Linked DNA regions of Homo sapiens: region 2 is linked to region 1. Evidence: read pairs that join two places in POLR2A ChIA-PET (ENCODE). Cell type or tissue: OCI-LY7. All regions are shown on one strand.

Region 1 (4,000 bases):
CTGGAGTACAGTGGCGCGATCTCGGCTCACTGCAATCTCTGCCTCCCAGGTTCAAGTGATTCCCCTGCCTCAGCCTCCTCAGCCTCCCGAGTAGATGGGACTACAGGCACGCTCCACCATGTCTGCTAATTTTTTGCATTTTAGTAGAGATGGGGTTTCACCATGTTGGCCAGGATGGTCTCAATCTCCTGACTTAGTGATCTGCCCGCCTCGGCCTCCCAAAGTGCTGAGATTACAGGTGTGAGACACTGCACCTGGCCAGTAGAATTTTTTTGAGTCAGGGTATTGCTCTGCCACCCAGGCTGGAATGCAGTGGCCTGCTCATGGCTCACTGTAACCCCAAACTCCTAGGCTCAAGTGATCCTCTTGCCTCAACCTCCCAAGCAGCTGGGACTACAGGTACATGCTACAATGCCTAGCTAATTTTTTCTTTTTTTTCTGTAGGAACAGGGTGTCATTATGTTGCCCAGACTGGTCTTAAACTCCTGGGCTCAAGCAACCCCCATGCCTTGGCCTCCCAAAGTGCTTGATTACAGGTGTGAGCTACCACACCTGGCCTACAGCCATTGTTTCTAAGCTTTACTCCTTCTGTGATTAGTCTCTACTGTTTTTTCCACACACCTAAGGGTTTACAACTGGCAGGGCAGATTATCAAAGCTTTCGTGCTCTTAAATTGGCCTATGTCCTCTTTCTGGGAAACTACCACCACACTGTTTTTAATATAATGCATTTTCGGGATTTCTCTGTCATTTAAGAGACACGTGGGTATATAGGGAGAATTTCTATTATGGGTTGAGCTCTGGACAATACTTGGCACAGAATAGATACTAAAGGAACACTGGCTGATATAGAGCATATAACTTAACCGTACATTGGAGGGATCAGACTGCCACCACCCTAAACCAGAGTTAATCTCTGCATCACTAATGGTGGGATACCCAGATATGCTGTGACTCCTAATATGATGCAATATATTATACACATTACATAGGATTAATTCTAGCTATAAATATTTAACTTATATTCATCTAACTGAAGCTCATAGAACCAACTTCCAGTTTCCAGGAAACACAGCTAAATGATGCCATAAGGAAGCAATGAGACTGATCCAAAAGGTAGAATATTTTTCTGGACAACTTCCCCATTGACAAGTCAGAATCATAAAAAAGAAACTGTTTTGAAGTAAAAGAGATTTCACAGAAATAACCTGATGTAATGACTAATCCTAGCTTGGATCCAGGTTTATTAAAGAACAGTTTGGAAGACTGGGGGAGTCTGAATACAGATTGCGTATTAGATAATATGAATTATTATTATTAAGTTTAAATGTGCTAATGTTATTTTGCCTGTTATTTTAAAAAGATGCACAGTCAACTAAAAAACATATATAAAAATTTAAAAAGAAATATATACATGCAATAAAAAATAAATAAGATATATAAAATTTGAAAAAGAAATATAAATGAATGAATGAAAGAGAAAAGTCTGGGCTGGTTTGGTAGTCAACAGCATGCATGGTAATTAAAACCATGAAAATAGATGAGATAAGGTCACCTAGGCAAGTACATAAGGGAAGACAAAGAGATGTGAATCAGGCAGATAATATTTCAGACTAGATGTAGGAGTAAGAACCATTAAATTGAAAAAGAGCAACTGGAGAAATAGGAGGACCAAGAGGAGAATGGCATTCCAGAAGCCAATGGAGGTATTTCAAGATGGATAAGGCAATTAATAATATCAAATTCGAAAGAGCTCAAGCTGGATAAAGACCGAAGAGAGGCTAGCAAATAACAAATAGAAGGTCAGTGATGACCTGATTGAGAGGAGTTTCAGTAGAGTGACTGGAGCAGAAGTCAGAGGAATGAACTGCTGTCGAAGAAGTGGAGACATCACTCCTCTTTCAAAGAAGTTTGGAGTTTCTCAGAAAGATGAGAACCTGTACAAATAATACACATTGTTCAGATAATGAAATTCCTAGTGATTAATGCCAACATGTTGTGGCAATCAGGAGACTGGAGAGGTCACTGGGTGAAACAGGAGGATTTATTTAGGCGGCCACCAACTCAGCAGATCAACATCCAAAGTCCAGCTGGAGCTATAACATTATCTGCAAAACCAGGCAAAGGCCCCCAAAAAATGGGTTCCAAAAGCAAGTATGAGAAAAACAAGTTCTTATCAGTCTCCCCCTAAAATTCTCTCCCCATACCATCATTCTTTGTTCTGCTCTCATTAATTAGTTTTGTAACTATTTTTACAAGTTTGCAAAGGTTTTATACGTTCCTGTTTTTCTCTCTGTAACACAGCAAAGTCACAAAACATGCCTAAATTGCAAAAACCTGTCACAGTATAATTAACTGCCTTTGTTCTGCTTCTGCAAGCCTGGTTTCCCCGCCCTGCAAATTTTGCGCCACTGGCTAGCCACTCCACTTCAGCAGCATAAATAAAAGTCAAGCCCTGTCTTTGTTCATTGCTCAGCCTTTAGATGTTAATCCACTAAGTTGGTGGCCACCTAAATAAAATCCTTCTGTTTCACCCAGTGGTCTCTCCAGTCTCCTAATTCCCACAGCAAACATGCAGTAACAGATAAGTGAAAGATAAATGTAAGGGACAGAAGGTGATAGCAGAGTTATAAAATAAAGGATTACTCATGTAATGCCCACATAAAATAAATATCTGCTATCGTATTTTTAAGAGTCTGCAAATTCAACAGAACTATAGTTTGGTTTTTATACTTGTCTCTTAAAGAACGGTGATACTGCAATTTATAAATAGATGTTTCACTGTGGAAATAGATTTGTTCCCTTAAAAATTGGATATAAAATACATTTTTGGAAATCAAATAATTAAGTAAGTTAGGAGAAGTATCTCTTCAAAGGAGTGATGGGACCCTTAGGCTGCAATCTGATTGCATTCAAATTATGTCTTTATAAATATTAGTAATCAATGTCTTATTTTGATTTTACAACATATAACCCTTGGTTCCTACTCTAATCCTATGAGATATGCAGGCTGAGTATTATTAGCCACATCTGACCTCAGACCATTCAGTCTGCTACAGGGGTATTTGTCTTGGAAAAAGGAGTGATTTTCCCTTTAGAGGGATACTGTGTGTTCATGAAAGTTCTCGAAGAACTAATAGTCACACAGCTCTGAAGCTGTTTAGTTTTCTTAATTAATACATTATTCAAACTAGTATAAATTTTAAAAACAAGCTATCTCACAGTATGCTGACTTTTAACATTCCGAAACAATGATAGTCAAAATTTAAGTAAAAATGTGGTTTATGAGCTATGCTATAGTAAATTCACAGAAAAAATGGAGATGGCTTAATAATAAACCAATAATAAACTAATAAAAATACTAGTTTCACAACAATGTAAATATACTTAACATTACTGAAATGTATAATTAAAAATGATTAAGACAGTAAAGTTTATGTTATGTGTTTTTTACCACAATTAAAAAAAAACCAACACCAACATTAGCTTTGTTAGAAAAATATTAAAAGGATTAAAAGGATAATTTACTGTAATATTTCTCATAACAAGCATTTCTTGCTTATTCACAATAAATATTCCTTCCACTATTAAGGCATGGAGATTATTTTTCTATAGTTTATGAATTAAAATCGATAAGTATTTTATAGAAATAATATACTGGAAGAAGATACAAATATGCTACAATATTTAACTGCATTCTACCCCCTAAGCACACATTTTCCAAATTCTCTATAATGATGATGTAATTTTCACATTCAGAAAAAAGATTTTTTAAAATTGAGATTGACATTAAATATAATAACTGTGACAATTAAGTAATATTTGAGGCCTGGATTTTACATCTCAGAATTCACTCAATGTATACCAGCTTATTTAATTCACCTCTATATTTCATGCTTCTGTGTTAGGACAAAGGCCAGTCTGTGGATGTGCAAACATTTTTTTTTCTTTTTTTTTTGAGACAGAGTCTCACTCTGTTGCCCAGGCTGGAGAGCAGTAAG
Region 2 (4,000 bases), 170 kb after region 1:
GCCTGACCTTGTGATCTGCCCGCCTCGGCCTCCCGAAGTGCTGGGATTACAGGTGTGAGCCACTGGGCCCGGTCTTTTTTTTTTTAAATGATCATAAGATGGCCCATTTTGGACCGGAACTGTCATTGCCAGACAGAATTGTACCTTTAGCACATTCTGGTGCCCTGGCCTCTTAGTGTTCACCAGTTGTACTGCAATATAGACAAGATGTCTCTAGAGACTCAAACTACTGTTTTATTAAAAAAGTAAACACCTGAGCACAGCTGGCCTACACAGGAGCGACAGATTCTCCTTGATGGTACACTTTCTAGTTTTTACACAGTGATTTAGGTCCACGTTCCTGATACCCCATCCTCCTGAAGCCTTCGTTTTCAAGACTTTTAAAAAGCACTTCTACTTGGTTTTTTGATCAGTGTAGCTCAATTGTGACTTAAAGAACAGAATCTGTCCTTCACTGTAAGAGCTACAGCTTTCAAATGAGCTCACTGGAAATTCATTCTAATCCCCAAGCTGGAGAAACAGGTTAAGAGATCCTGTTTCATATGCTGTATTTAAAAAGCAACAATGATAACAACATAGTAACTGCGTTACCCAATGGACTTTATTTTCATCATATGATTTCAATTCTCTTTATAGAGTTTTATTTCATATCCGGTGTGGCTTGTTCTTTTCAGCAGTTTGGGAAGTTAGTTATTAGAGTTGATAGTGAATTGAATTTTCATTAAACAGTCACGGTTAGAAGAAGCTAATATTTGAAACAGATTTTAAAAACTTGAAAAATTACAGGTGAGATTTCTGTTTATGCCAGATTATTGAAGATAAATATAAATGTATGTTGGTGTGTGAAATGCTCTGTGCCTTAGAAGCGTGACAGTTCAGCTCTCTGCTGTGGAAAGTAACACAGGGCAATAGAAACATATTTGTGGAATTTTAGAACAAACTATTGCTGACTCATGAGCACTATAATAACCATCAGGAAGCTCCCAACTGAAGCAATGTAACAGTGTAATCTAGTTCAATTCAGCAAACATTCATGGAGTTCTTCATGTCTGTCAAGCCTTGAGGACACCCACGAATGGCAAATCTCCACGCTAGACACTCAATACAGGTAAATAGGCCACCAGTTAATATTCTTGTTTTTATTTTCTTCAAGTTAGCTAAAAATGAGATGCGTATGAAGTGAGGAGGCTGGATCCAAGTCTTGATTGCCTTTCAGGGGGTCAAGGTGGTAAGCTGTGCAGTGAAGTCAACCAGTGGCCATGGCTTACATGTTTGTCTCTTTGAGATCGCCACCAGAACCATTTGTGAACTGATTTGTGAAGGAAAAGTCAGTCTTACTCCAAAGACTATTGCAGGGAGGAACTTCCAGAGAGGAAATCCAATGACAATGGTACTGGCATACACAGGGAGCCTCCCTTCAAAAAGACAGCGCCCCTAGTCAGGGAGGGGATGGCGGTCCTTTGATAAGACCCATAGGCAAACTTCGAGCCCATCAGCAGGTCAACCCTATGCTGGGAAAGTGAGGATTTGGGATTTCTGTGCTATAAACCTGATTCTAAATGTAGGACCCAAGTTTCTGGACTACTTCAGAATACCTAAATGAATCATGGAAACACTCTTTATGATTTTTTACAACACCAGATATGCAGGTGAATTGTGGAAAATGTCATGTAGCTGACACTCAAGAAATAGGGATTCCTAATAATGGCATGGGTAGGGAACAGATACACCTGGTTAGAAGGTCTAGGGTTCTGTATATGAAGCTGCCAGTCTGTAGCTCTTCGAGAAAGAAAGTTCAAGTCATTTGGGGGAAACTTAAGAATAGTCATCAGGGTTTTAGCTTCTAGGCACCAGCCAAGGATGAGAACTTCTAAAATCTAAAATCCATTTCAAGAAATAAAGACGAACACATTTGCAGGAAGGTAACTGTTATAACCCACACCATCAGCAGGGGGAAAGCCAAGCTGAGAATAAACCCAGAGACAAAGAACCCTCGGACTCAGGCAGGACATGGCAGGATGTTCTGGCACAGCAGACTGGAGACTGAGGCAGGGCCTGTGAGTGGACAGAGCACCCCTGGCTGGGAAGAAGAAGATGGGGTAGGAGGAGGTCAGGTTCCAAGGATGCAGGTCTGGAAAATGATATCGGAGGCCCTGGAGTTTGTGAGCTTGGCTCTAGTCCCAAGAAGGGTGAGGGAGAATAAGGGTAAGGGAGTATTCTAGGCAAGGAACTAAGGAAGGAATCCCCTTCTTAGAGCAGAGGCACAAGTTAGAGCAGGCCCAGCATTTGGGCCAACTTACTGTGGGGCCTCTGAGCTGCTCAGCTGGGTCTCCTGTCCTAGAGGGAAGGTGGCCCAGAGTCTTTGGTGGAGCGGAATCTGTAGATGAGGTTAAGGGACTCCAGTTGCCAAGGTTGATCTGAAACAGGCAGGGAGCTAAGCTCATCAGAACACCAACAGATTCATGTTCTCGTCTTAGCTTTCATCTATTCTGGTCTCAATGGCTTCGGGAAACACACATATACACATACACCATGCCCTTGAACTCAAAGCAAACTACGCTCTCAGGGAAATACAAATATCACGTTCTTATAGCTGTAAAGTATAGCTTAGCTATTTATAGAAGACTATGAGGTACTGTTGTGAGTTATTTGCTTATCCTGTTTTATTCTGAAAAATGAAAGTGCTCAATAGAATTTTTAACGTTGGCAACACCATAAGGATTTCTTATGTTAAGTCCCAACTTGGGGTTGCAAAATCATTTTTTCCCTTAATACCTGGGTGTTGTATTAGATCTCATAATTTGACAAGTTAACCTTTTAGAAATCCACATATATCTCAAATCTGGCTACTGCAAAACCAGTTTTGACAGGTCAGATTTTCATATGTATAGGTATAAATAGCCAACACTCAGTGAACAAAATCCTTTAAGCATTTTGGTTACATAAAGTTGTATGTTTTAAGTGATCAAACTAAGAATATTGTTTATAGGTTTTAAAAACCAAACCAATAAAATTTTTATTTATTCAATAAAATATGCACAGAACAGATGCAAATGTGTTATATACAATCATGAAGTTTTTTTTTTTTTTTTTTGCTGTTTTTAGTTTATATAAATGAGTGGTGTCTGAATAGAAATTAATTTAGAAGGTGGAAATTTAAAACGTTTCATTTGGTTCATGGGACTTTAGATAAGTTCATAGGTTAAAATTCACCAGGTTTGATTTATAGAATGTCAAAGAGTAGACAGATTTTCCCTCCCTAAAGATGCATTGCCTCGCTGAGCAAGCTTTTACCAACCCATATGCAAACTGCGTGACTCTTCTCTTGCCTGGCCTCAGCTCTTCTTACAGGAGACCCCCTTCTAGGTTTTTGATTACAGGTCTGACCTTTTAGCCTGCGTCCACCATTGTTCCTGTGTTGTCTCTGAAGCCCTCCCTGGTCTGTGCTTCTCAAATTGGGGCACGTGTAACTTGGGGTATGAGACTTCCCTTTAATCACTGGAAACCTTGTTATCAATTTAGTTTGTTTTGGTTACAATGCAAGACTCCTGTGTATTTGAAAAGGAAAATCAGAGGCTTTAAAGAAATCTGGGGTTCCATGAATAGCTTCAGACCTTCCCCTCTGGGCATCCCCAGAGGTAGATGTTCTGCCTTAGGACTTCTTGGTGGAAACCCTTGGGAATCACAGACCCAGCTTCCTCACTGGTGGGGAATGTTCTGGAGTGATCTTGGGCCCTGGATCTGAGTGCCAGTGCACCAGCTGTGAGTCAAACGGAGTTTTGACCTTAACTTTGCTGCTGAGCCTTCCAATTTCCCCGCTGGGTCTAAGTGATAATCTCATGTCTGGGCAGTTTGGCCGGGGCCAGGCATCTGCCCAGCTTTTCTTAGTGCCTCCCCCTGCACCAGCTCCTCCCTGCTGGTGTATGGCATCTTCTGGACCAGCTCCTTTTCACTGGACGTGCAGCCTTCATACAGGATCTCAGTTCTCTCCCGCCCTCCA

What was found. ChIA-PET counts read pairs that join two places held together with the same protein. Peaks named below come from ENCODE experiments on the same cell type or tissue, not always from the same donor. Only the 100,000 strongest peaks of a DNase experiment are listed, where the experiment ranks them.
Region 2: POLR2A ChIA-PET joins it to region 1 with 6 read pairs; 3 of 35 experiments call an interaction of 5 or more read pairs at or near these places.

The regions. Positions count from the first base shown.
Region 1 is chr3:183,651,903-183,655,902 of GRCh38, reverse strand. The region is part of intron 3 of KLHL24 (kelch like family member 24); the gene reads right to left. Among named protein-coding and RNA genes, the nearest start is that of KLHL24, 18 kb to the right of the region's middle. In OCI-LY7, a CTCF peak has its summit at 2,508; DNase peaks (open chromatin) are centred at 2,042 and 2,492.
Region 2 is chr3:183,486,599-183,490,598 of GRCh38, reverse strand. It overlaps KLHL6 (kelch like family member 6), which reads left to right. Exons shown (of 7, transcript NM_130446.4): 7 at 1-3,048. Among named protein-coding and RNA genes, the nearest start is that of SNORA63E, 35 kb to the right of the region's middle. In OCI-LY7, no CTCF peak of the experiment used is centred here; no DNase peak of the experiment used is centred here; H3K27ac peaks cover 1,566 bases.